2 separate regions of the Mus musculus genome follow, and region 2 is linked to region 1. Evidence: chromatin loops called from intact Hi-C (ENCODE). Cell type or tissue: heart. All regions are shown on one strand. Each heading gives the region's core, and the rest is flanking DNA. Links, peaks and the distances in the headings are about the cores only. Region 1 overlaps Tpm3 (tropomyosin 3, gamma). Region 2 has its middle 8.6 kb from the start of Gm46811.

Region 1 (4,387 bases), core at 121-4,120:
AAGTCTTGTCCGGTACAAGCTGCTCCCTCTCTGTTCCAGCACTACCTGGCTAAAAAAATTTAAATATGTAAAATTTTGTCTTATTTTAAATCCTCAACTTACTCCTGTCTCCTTTGTTACCTTCTCACATACTCAGTAAGTACCTCTCATTGATCCATACAAGAACAAGAAATTGACTGGGCAGGGCAGCAGAGGCAGGCAGATCTTTGTTTGAGGACAGCCTAGTCTACATGGTGAGTTCCAGAACAGCTATGGCTATAGAGAGAGAATCTGTTTCAAACAAAACAAAACTACAACAAATAAACAAAAAAGAGGGGGAAATTTGTTGAAACAGAAGCAGGAAGAAAGGCATCTTTTCTCCAAGTACCACCTGTGGGCTAAGCCTGCCACAGACTGGTTTTGGAAGTAAAGTATTATGAGAACACATGTCTAGTGTTTTTTTTTTTTTCCTGTGCAATAAAATAACTGCTATAGAGTCCACATGACCTGTAAGCCAGACATTCCATCTGGCCCTTTACTAAAACTTTGCTGACCTTTGCTTTGAAGAGAACAAGAAAGCAAGGAGGGTGTCTGTAGGAGCTGAGAAGAGCATGGACCAGGGAAGAGCGCTGAGGTTTACTTAGAGAACGAAGATCGGAATGTGTGCATCATTGTGGAGAGGGTGCTCTGTCTAATACAAAAAGGGCTAACAGCTTAGCCTCCGACCTTGAGATTAATAAATAAGTAAACAGGAATGAGGGAGCCAACTGCTACGTGTCTACACTAGTAGTTTGGTTATCTGAGAAGCCTTCCTGAATGTGTGGGATTTTTTTAGGGCTGCTTGAACAAAGAGAGGGCACTGGTGTGGCAAGGTCAGCCCAATCCTGTTTTTTCTTCCCAGAGTTTATTAGCTACTGTTATAGTTTTAAGTTGTAGCAAAATATACATACACAAAATACACAGGTTTTTGTTTTGTTTTGTTTTTCAGACTTATTTATTTCTTGTATGTGAGTATACTTCAGAAGAGGGCTTCAGATCTCCATTACAGATGGCTGTGAGCCACTATGTGGTTGCTGGGAATTGAACTCAGGACCTCTGGAAGGGCAGTCAGTGCTCTTAAACACTGAGCCATCTCTCCAGCCCCAAAATATGCAATTTTAACCATGTTTATGCTACACTCTGCTGACAGTAAGAACGTATTTATATTTTGTGTAACCATGTGTAAGATCCTTGTGTGTGTGTATTGTTTATATGTGTGTGCTTGCCTGTGAGGGTCTGGAGGCAGAGATAGGCATTGGATGCCTTCCTGTATATCTGTCCGTCTTGTTTTTGGAGCCAGGGTCTCTCACTGAGGCCAGCTGGCCAGCAAGCCCTGGGATCTGCCTGTTTCTGTTCCCCTGCCCCTCCCCCAGTGCTGGGATTGCAGATGCGCAGAGCCACAGCTGGCTCTTCTGTGCATGCTGGGGAACTCAATTCAGTTCCTCAGGTTTGTGCGGCAGGTCACCATCCCAGCCATAAGATGCTCTTAAGCCAAGATGAAATTAGAAGCTGTTTAGGGACAAATAGGAGAAAGAGGAATGCAAGGGGTGGGACTCTGGACACAAGAGTCACAACACCCTTTTTTTAGGAACAAGTGTTGGGAAGGATGAGGAAATAGGAGACAGGGATGGTCACAGACACCTGTTGGTATGCTGCATTGTTTGTCACTAGGAAAACAATAGCCCTGGTTGGTCTTCTGGCTGCCAATCCATCATGCCTCTGAAAGCTACCGGGAGTCAACTCATCTGCTTCCCTAGATCACAAGGAGATTATCTGTACAAAGGAACCGGCCTCTGGAATGCAATTTGGTGTTGTCTCAACTTTGATTGGCCTTGAGCAGGTCTAAGGTTTCAGGGAGGTACAACAGTGCCACCTGCTGGTCAGAACTCAGATGATAAAAATTTTCACCAGCAGCTCCTCTGATGAAACTTAACTCAAAACAAGCTTGAGAAATACTTAGGCCATCAAAACAATTTTCCTGCATGCCAGAACCTTGTCTTCTGTCTTAGTTCCTGGGGAAGTGGGGAGTAATCAATGTGTACAGGATACGCTGCTGAGAAAATTATTGTTTGTTCAAGTTTTTTTTTTTTTTTGTGAATAGTCTCATTGTTCAGCAATCTTTTTTTTTTCCCCAAAAGAAAGGAACAGCCTGAGACCTAGAACCAGATATAAGTGTTTTCTGAACCCAGAGACTCCACAGAGCTAAATCCTCAGCCCCGAGTTAATATTCTTAGTTCTAAATCCTCTCTATATCCTATTTCTCAAGGGAAGGGAAGAGGTTTATCAAAGGAGGGATTTGTCATTGTTAGTTACTGAGAAGGCAGTAGAAATCCAGAGAAATAAAGATGTGATAGTTCACACTTGAAATTTCAGTTCTCAGGAAGCTGATACAGAAGGACCCAGAGGTTAAGACCACCCAAAATTACAAAAGTGAGTTGGAGGCCAGTCAGGACCACCTGAGATACAATCGCAAAACACAAAAATAAAGCCAAGCAAACAAAAACTCGGGAAGCAGGAGCCAGAGAGATGGCGCAGTGGTCAAGAGCACTGGCTGCTTTTCCAGAGGCTCTGGGTTCAATTCCCAGCGAAGATAGGGTAGCTCACAACCATTTATAATGTAATCTGATGCCCTCTTCTGGCATGCAGGTGCACATGTAGATAGAGCACTCATACGTAAAATAAATAAATGAATGAATCTTAAAAAACAAAACAAAAGACCTAGAGAAGCAAAGGGAAAACAAAATAAACCTCTTTATAGTTGTGCTTCCAGAAATCCTGAATGGTAGGTCCTGTAGAAGTAGTTTTTAACTCATTCTTTGGAGTACCTGAAAGCCAAAGTAAAACTAATGAAAGTTACTACAATTTAGAGGTGAGATTCCACAATCGTTTTGCTGTTGCACCAAGGATATGTTAGAGGTGTAAATATCTTGTCTACAAGAGGGATTGCACACAGATATTAAATTACCAAGTCCTAAATCATTCCAGGGGTCAAAGAGGGTGACATGTTAACTGCTCATTTGTATGGAGTCTCTCAAAAGCTACAGGAGAGAAGCTTGATATTCAAACAAAACACCTAAGTCCCGAGCTGATCCTAACAGAATGCCAACTTGCCCATCTCTTCCATCTGGTAGTTCCTTTATTGACTTCCAGATGGGAGAGAACTGTCTCAACAGTTTTGGGGGTTGTTTTGAGACAGCGTTTTATGTAGCTCAGACTAGCCTTAAATTCACCCTGTAGCCAAAGATGACCTTGAATTTCTGCTCTTTCTGTCTCACCCACTAAGTACCGAATGGTACTTATGGATACGTGCCACTAGGCTAGTTTAAGTGCTCCTGGAGATTCAGCCCAGGGCTTCGAATGTGCTTGGCTAGTGCTTTACAAACTGAGCAATATCCACAGCTCCTCCTAATAGATTTTCAAAGGACCTCACTGGGACTCCTTGCAAGGTGAAGGCTAGAGTCTTCTGTCTAGGCTTGTCTCAGAACCTGGTTTTGGAATCTGTCCTAGACTGAGTAGAAGTGGAAGCACATGGGATATTTTAAATTGCGGAGCGGGAGCAGACGCAGTGGTAGGGAGGCACCGGATAAGAGAGGGGTCAACTGCGTAAGTGTTCACGACAGCACCATTTTAGTAAATGGGACAGCCATTGTTACGAGACAGCCTGGTGGGTGAGGCTAGACTATGAAGCGCCTCTCAGTTACTATGGTAGCCTTACCAAACCCCGCCCCCTTTACTGGACTAAGGAAAGACGGCCCTGAGTGGTCGCCTAGGGTTACTGGGAGGCTCCACCCTTCACTTTCTGCGGGCTGCCCGAGTGGACTGCGTTCCCGCCTGCTTGGCAGGGGGAGGACGCGCGGTGGCGGCGGCGTCACATCCCGGCGTATGAGTGAGTTCCGGTATTTCAGGGCGGAGCAGGCGGAAGTAGGGTGAAAAGCGGCTACAACGCCGAGCGGAGGAGGTAGGAACCTGATTTCCAGAAGCAGCTTGTAGGCACCATGGCCGGGACCACCACCATCGAGGCGGTAAAGCGCAAGATCCAGGTTCTGCAGCAGCAAGCTGATGATGCGGAGGAAAGGGCCGAGCGCCTCCAGCGGGAAGTGGAGGGAGAAAGGCGGGCCCGGGAGCAGGTACGCACGGAGAGCCGAGGCGCAGCAGGGAAGGGCTCGGCGTCCCTCTGCTGTGCTCAGCTCCATGGAGCCTTGGAAACCCGGACTAGTCATGGAGTCCTAAGGTTGGGTGGGACTCGATTACGATGGCCCGGTAAGCGGATGCGGAGGAAACTTAAGTGCTCACGCGAGCAGGCTAGACCCTGGAAAGAATCGAGCCCCGCGCGGCGCGGGCTGCCCTCTCCCTTTTTCCCCCCAGCTCA
Region 2 (4,387 bases), core at 216-4,215, 210 kb before region 1:
GTTTCTTTCCCCACACTGTGAGTCACAGTGAGCTCACCATTCACTCACAATGCTTCCTCCGTGGCTTTTCAATGACTCACTTTGCCTTCTGATACGTGTGTACAAAGGAATAGGACAACAGATTCGAAATAATTACATTTAAAGCTGCATTACTGCACTTGCAGATTAATCCAGTTGACTTGTCAAAGAGTGAACCGGTGTGGTAGAGGCAAGAAAAGGCATCCACTGAGAGCTAATTAACAGCCTGGTCTACATAACGCATTCCAGGACAGTCTGGGCTACATGATGAAACCCTCTCTCAAAAAAGTAGAAATAAGTTAGACAGAGACAGAGAGTTAACAAAGATGTGCTCATTTTGGATTATTTTAAACTGAGTTTCCACCTAAAACATCGCTTCTACAACCCTTGTCTTTTAAAAACAGAGTATCAAGCTTTAGTAGAGGGTACCGTGAGTCACCTCATACCTACCATCCCCTCCAGGACAAATGTCTTTGGGAGACTTTGACTCTAATCGCTTTGTTCCCTTGCTGGGTTTCTTTGGTTGGTCAGTTTTTTAAAATAAAGATGGGTTTACATTTGCATCCTTGGGCAGGGCCCACACTTGTTTTCTCTGTGCTGTTTCAATTTTAGTGTGTGTGATGCCCAATTGGCTGTTAAAGACTCAGTCCGGCTACGGTGCCCAAATTAGCCTTGAACTCCTGGGCTCAAATAATCTTTTTGCCTTCCAAGGAGCTGGAACCACAGGCCTGTGTTGTGCCTGGCCTTCATAGACAACTGCTCTGAGACAGTTTAACCTACTAAAAACACAGAGGGAGGCAGGGCACAGTGCGCTCACCTCTAATCCCTGCACTTGGGAGGCAGAGGCAAGTGGATCTCTGTGAGTTCAAGGCCAGCCTGGTCTACAGAGCTGGGTCTACATAATAGGAGATCCACCTCAGGAAACCAAAAAATGAAACAAAGACAAAAAGAGAGATGAGATTATAGCTTCTTAATGAAAAGTTTCCTTTCATTATAGAAACAATGCTCACGGAAAATGTTGCTACGTAATACACATAAAGGGAAAGAGAAAGCCCAGGTCCGCTTTGATTTCACAGATGTTGTTCTTAGGCCATTTTGCTGGTTGTAACTCAGGTCCGAGGCAGCTGTCCCCAAGAAGAGCTGCACAGCAGCCACCGGTCCCTGCACTGCTGCCGCAAACAGCCTGGCTGAGATAGTGCCCCACCCAACTCCCAGGACATTATCGTCCTTGGAAGAGAGGAAGAGCAGGAAATCAGGGACTCAAGGTCACTCTCAGCTTCAGAGAAAACTCAACGAGAAGGAGGAGGGGGAGGAAAAGAAAGAAAAGAAAAGAGGAGGAGAGAAAGAAAAGAGAAAGAGAGAGAGGAAGGAAGGAAGGAAGGAAGGAAGGAAGAAAGAAAGAAAGAAAGAAAGAAAGAAAGAAAGAAAGAAAGAAAGAAAGAAAGAAAGAAAGAAAGAAAGAACTTAGTTTAGGGATCTTGCTTTGGTTTTTGTTGTTGTTTTGGAAGCTCCAGAAAACCTCGTATTGTAGTTTGGTTGAGACACAGTAAAGCAGGGACTGGAGAGATGGCTCAGTAGTTAAGAGCACTGGCTGCCCTTCCAGAGGTTCTCCTGAAAGACCCACAACGTGAGGACTCCCCCATGTTCTGACTCAGGAGAGGTGACACCCCAAAATCACCCACAAGAAACGGGTCTTGCTGCAAATTGCAAGAGGATTTTTTATTCAAGAGCGCTCTCGGGCCCATGGTCATACACCACGCAGGGGTAGAGGACCGTGGCGCCCCGAGTAGCTGGGTAAGGGGGTATTTAAAGGAAGAAACCACAACTTAAGGAAGTGGGGAGGGCGTTGATGGAAGATACCAAAGATACCAGTTAAGAGTCACAAGGAAGTGTAAAGTTACAAGAGTCACAAGGAATACCTGGTAATTGTTAACTCTCAAGACAGTTTTTAAGAGCCCCCAACAATAGCACATTTGCATTGCAGGTTCTGGGTGACTTTCTTTGAATGAGCACTCTTTGAACCCAGGAAGCGGGTGGATGGAGGAATGTCGCTATTTCTTTTATGATTACCTTTACAAAGGCCACATTCCCAAGCCTGGGCCTAAAGGCCTAGAATTCTGTTTTTACGATGTTATACTTTCACTACCAGCAGCCTGAGGCAGCTCACAACCATCTTCAATGTGATCTGATGCCCACTTCTGATGTACAGACACATCTGCAGTCAAAGCACCCATATACATAACATACATCAATAGATCTTAAAAAAAAAATGGAAGAAAGAAGGAAAGAGACAGACAGACAGTGGAGCAAGGCTGGCTGTGGTAGCATACACCTTTAATCCAGCAGTTGGGAAGCAGAGACAGGTGGATCTCCCTGAATTCATGAACAGCCGCCTGGTCTACATAGTGAGATCCAGGACAGCCAGGGCTCTGACTCAACAAAAACAAGCAGGAAAGTAGAGATCCCGTCAGCTGCCAGAAGGAGGAAGTCCTGCCCTTTGAGTTTGGCTTGACGGTCAAGAACCAGTAAGAAAACCCAAAGTGTCTCAGAACTATATTTAGGCTTTAACTAGAATCCAAAAAAGAGATGAGAAAATAAAGAACCATGATTAACTTCAGGCTTCAAGTCAGAGTTCAGAGGGCATCTGGGTCCAGGCTGTTGTCCTAGGCCAGAAGATTGCATCAAGGACACTTGGCTAGAAATGGAAATAGTGATCGTTTATTTCAAGGGGAATAGGGGAGTCCTGAGAACACAAGTGGGCTAGAGTTGAGAAGGCCAGCCCATAAAACCAAGAACTTGTTTTTCTTAAAACTGGCTGGGTGTAACTCCCACAAGGGTCAGGCTGAGAGGCAAGAACTGTGAACTGCAGGCCAGCCTGGGCTACATAGCAAGACTCTGTCAAGAAAAAAATAAAACAAAAGTCTCCTAAGGGGCCCTCGGTCTCCTTTCATCTCTGGAGATCTAAAGGAACAAATCCCCCGTGAGACACACCCACAGGAAGCCAGTGGTGGAGACTCTTCCCCTTAAGTAAGACCTTCTCAGTAAGGTACTTTAAGTAACAGAGATATTTCTCAGAAATGGCTGTGATTTTATTCCAAGCGCTCCGCATGAACATTTCCGAGATTTCTGGGTTTTCCATTGACTTTAACCTTCTGTAAGAGCAGCCAGTGCTCTTAACCACTGAGCCATCTTTCCAGTCCAAGATTTTAACACATGTTATTTTATTTATTTTATTTTATTTTATTTTATTTTATTTTATTTTATTTGTCTGTGCCTGTCACATGTGTGCAGGTCCCCCCAAAGAGGCCAGCAGAGCTGGGAATGGAACTTAAGGGAAATAGTTAGAAACTTCCAGAATCAAAACTTTGTCTTCTGCTGCCTCTGTAAGATCCAACTCAGACTCTCAGGTTGGGCTCTTAAGGTTGTTTGCCCTCCTGTACTCCATGTGACAGAGCCCTGCGATCCCGGACAGAATGGGAGGCGTTTTCAAAGGTCCATTAAAGTGTATACAAACTAAGCATCAAAGTCTCACGGCAAGTCCAGAGGTGAAAGGGAAGCCCCTGGTTCAGTTTAAGGATCTAGCCGGAGCTGTGGTGGCGCACACCTTTAGTCCCAGCACTCTGGAGGCAGAGGCAGACAGATCTCTGAGTTCAAGGCCAGCTGTGATCTACAGAGCAGGTTCTAGGATAGCCAGGGCCACACAGAGAAACCGTATCTCAGAAAAACCAAAGGGGAGAAAAATTTAAGGAACCGATTTCTGTCCTTCCTCTCTGTGACCTCCCCTGGTGCTCAGACCTCTTCAAAGTCACCCCTGAAAGTGCTATGCCTTTGCCCGGGGGATCAGACTCCCAGTTGGCCGGCTGCCAGCCTCAGTTTAGCAAACCAAATGAGGACACAGGGATCCTTGCTGGAGAGAGTGGTTCAGGGTTGGAGAGCACACGGCTGCAGAAAGGGGCATCAAGGTCACCAACAGCTATGGGACCAGAGCTCATACTAAGGAAACAGCACCTGCCTTGGGGTGGAGAAGAACAGCTGTGCTTCGGGAACAGGGGTCCAAGTGAAGGGCAGTGGGTGCCACCCAACCCCAGCTTCATCTGAGTTGGGGGCCTTTGCACACTTCTTGCCACCAGCTGTGGCATGGCCTTGATAGAGACAAAACGACATGGTTCCTGCCCCTGGAACAGGGCCAGCAGGCGTGGGCCTCCACGAGAGTTGACGGCTGCTGTGGGAGTAAGGCTTGTTTGTATAATAATGAACATATTTTCATGTTCCTCCAAGGAATGTCCTCCCTGTTAACGTTAATGATTTCATGATAATCAGAGACACCGTGAGTCCAGGATAGGAAGGTGTGACTAATGTCTCAGCAAAA

What was found. Peaks named below come from ENCODE experiments on the same cell type or tissue, not always from the same donor. Only the 100,000 strongest peaks of a DNase experiment are listed, where the experiment ranks them.
Region 2: it touches region 1 in a loop (2.8-fold over the local background); 4 of 42 quality-filtered maps call a loop at or near these places.

Annotation. Positions count from the first base shown.
Region 1 is chr3:90,075,719-90,080,105 of GRCm38, forward strand. The region is part of intron 2 of Tpm3 (tropomyosin 3, gamma); the gene reads left to right. Among named protein-coding and RNA genes, the nearest start is that of Tpm3, 5.3 kb to the left of the region's middle. In heart, for the core only: CTCF peaks have their summits at 1,894 (motif pointing left) and 2,658 (motif pointing left); DNase peaks (open chromatin) are centred at 1,413, 1,753 and 3,833; H3K4me3 peaks cover 1,515 bases; H3K27ac peaks cover 1,557 bases.
Region 2 is chr3:89,861,339-89,865,725 of GRCm38, forward strand. No RefSeq gene overlaps it. Among named protein-coding and RNA genes, the nearest start is that of Gm46811, 8.6 kb to the right of the region's middle. In heart, for the core only: a CTCF peak has its summit at 2,492 (motif pointing right); a DNase peak (open chromatin) is centred at 2,493.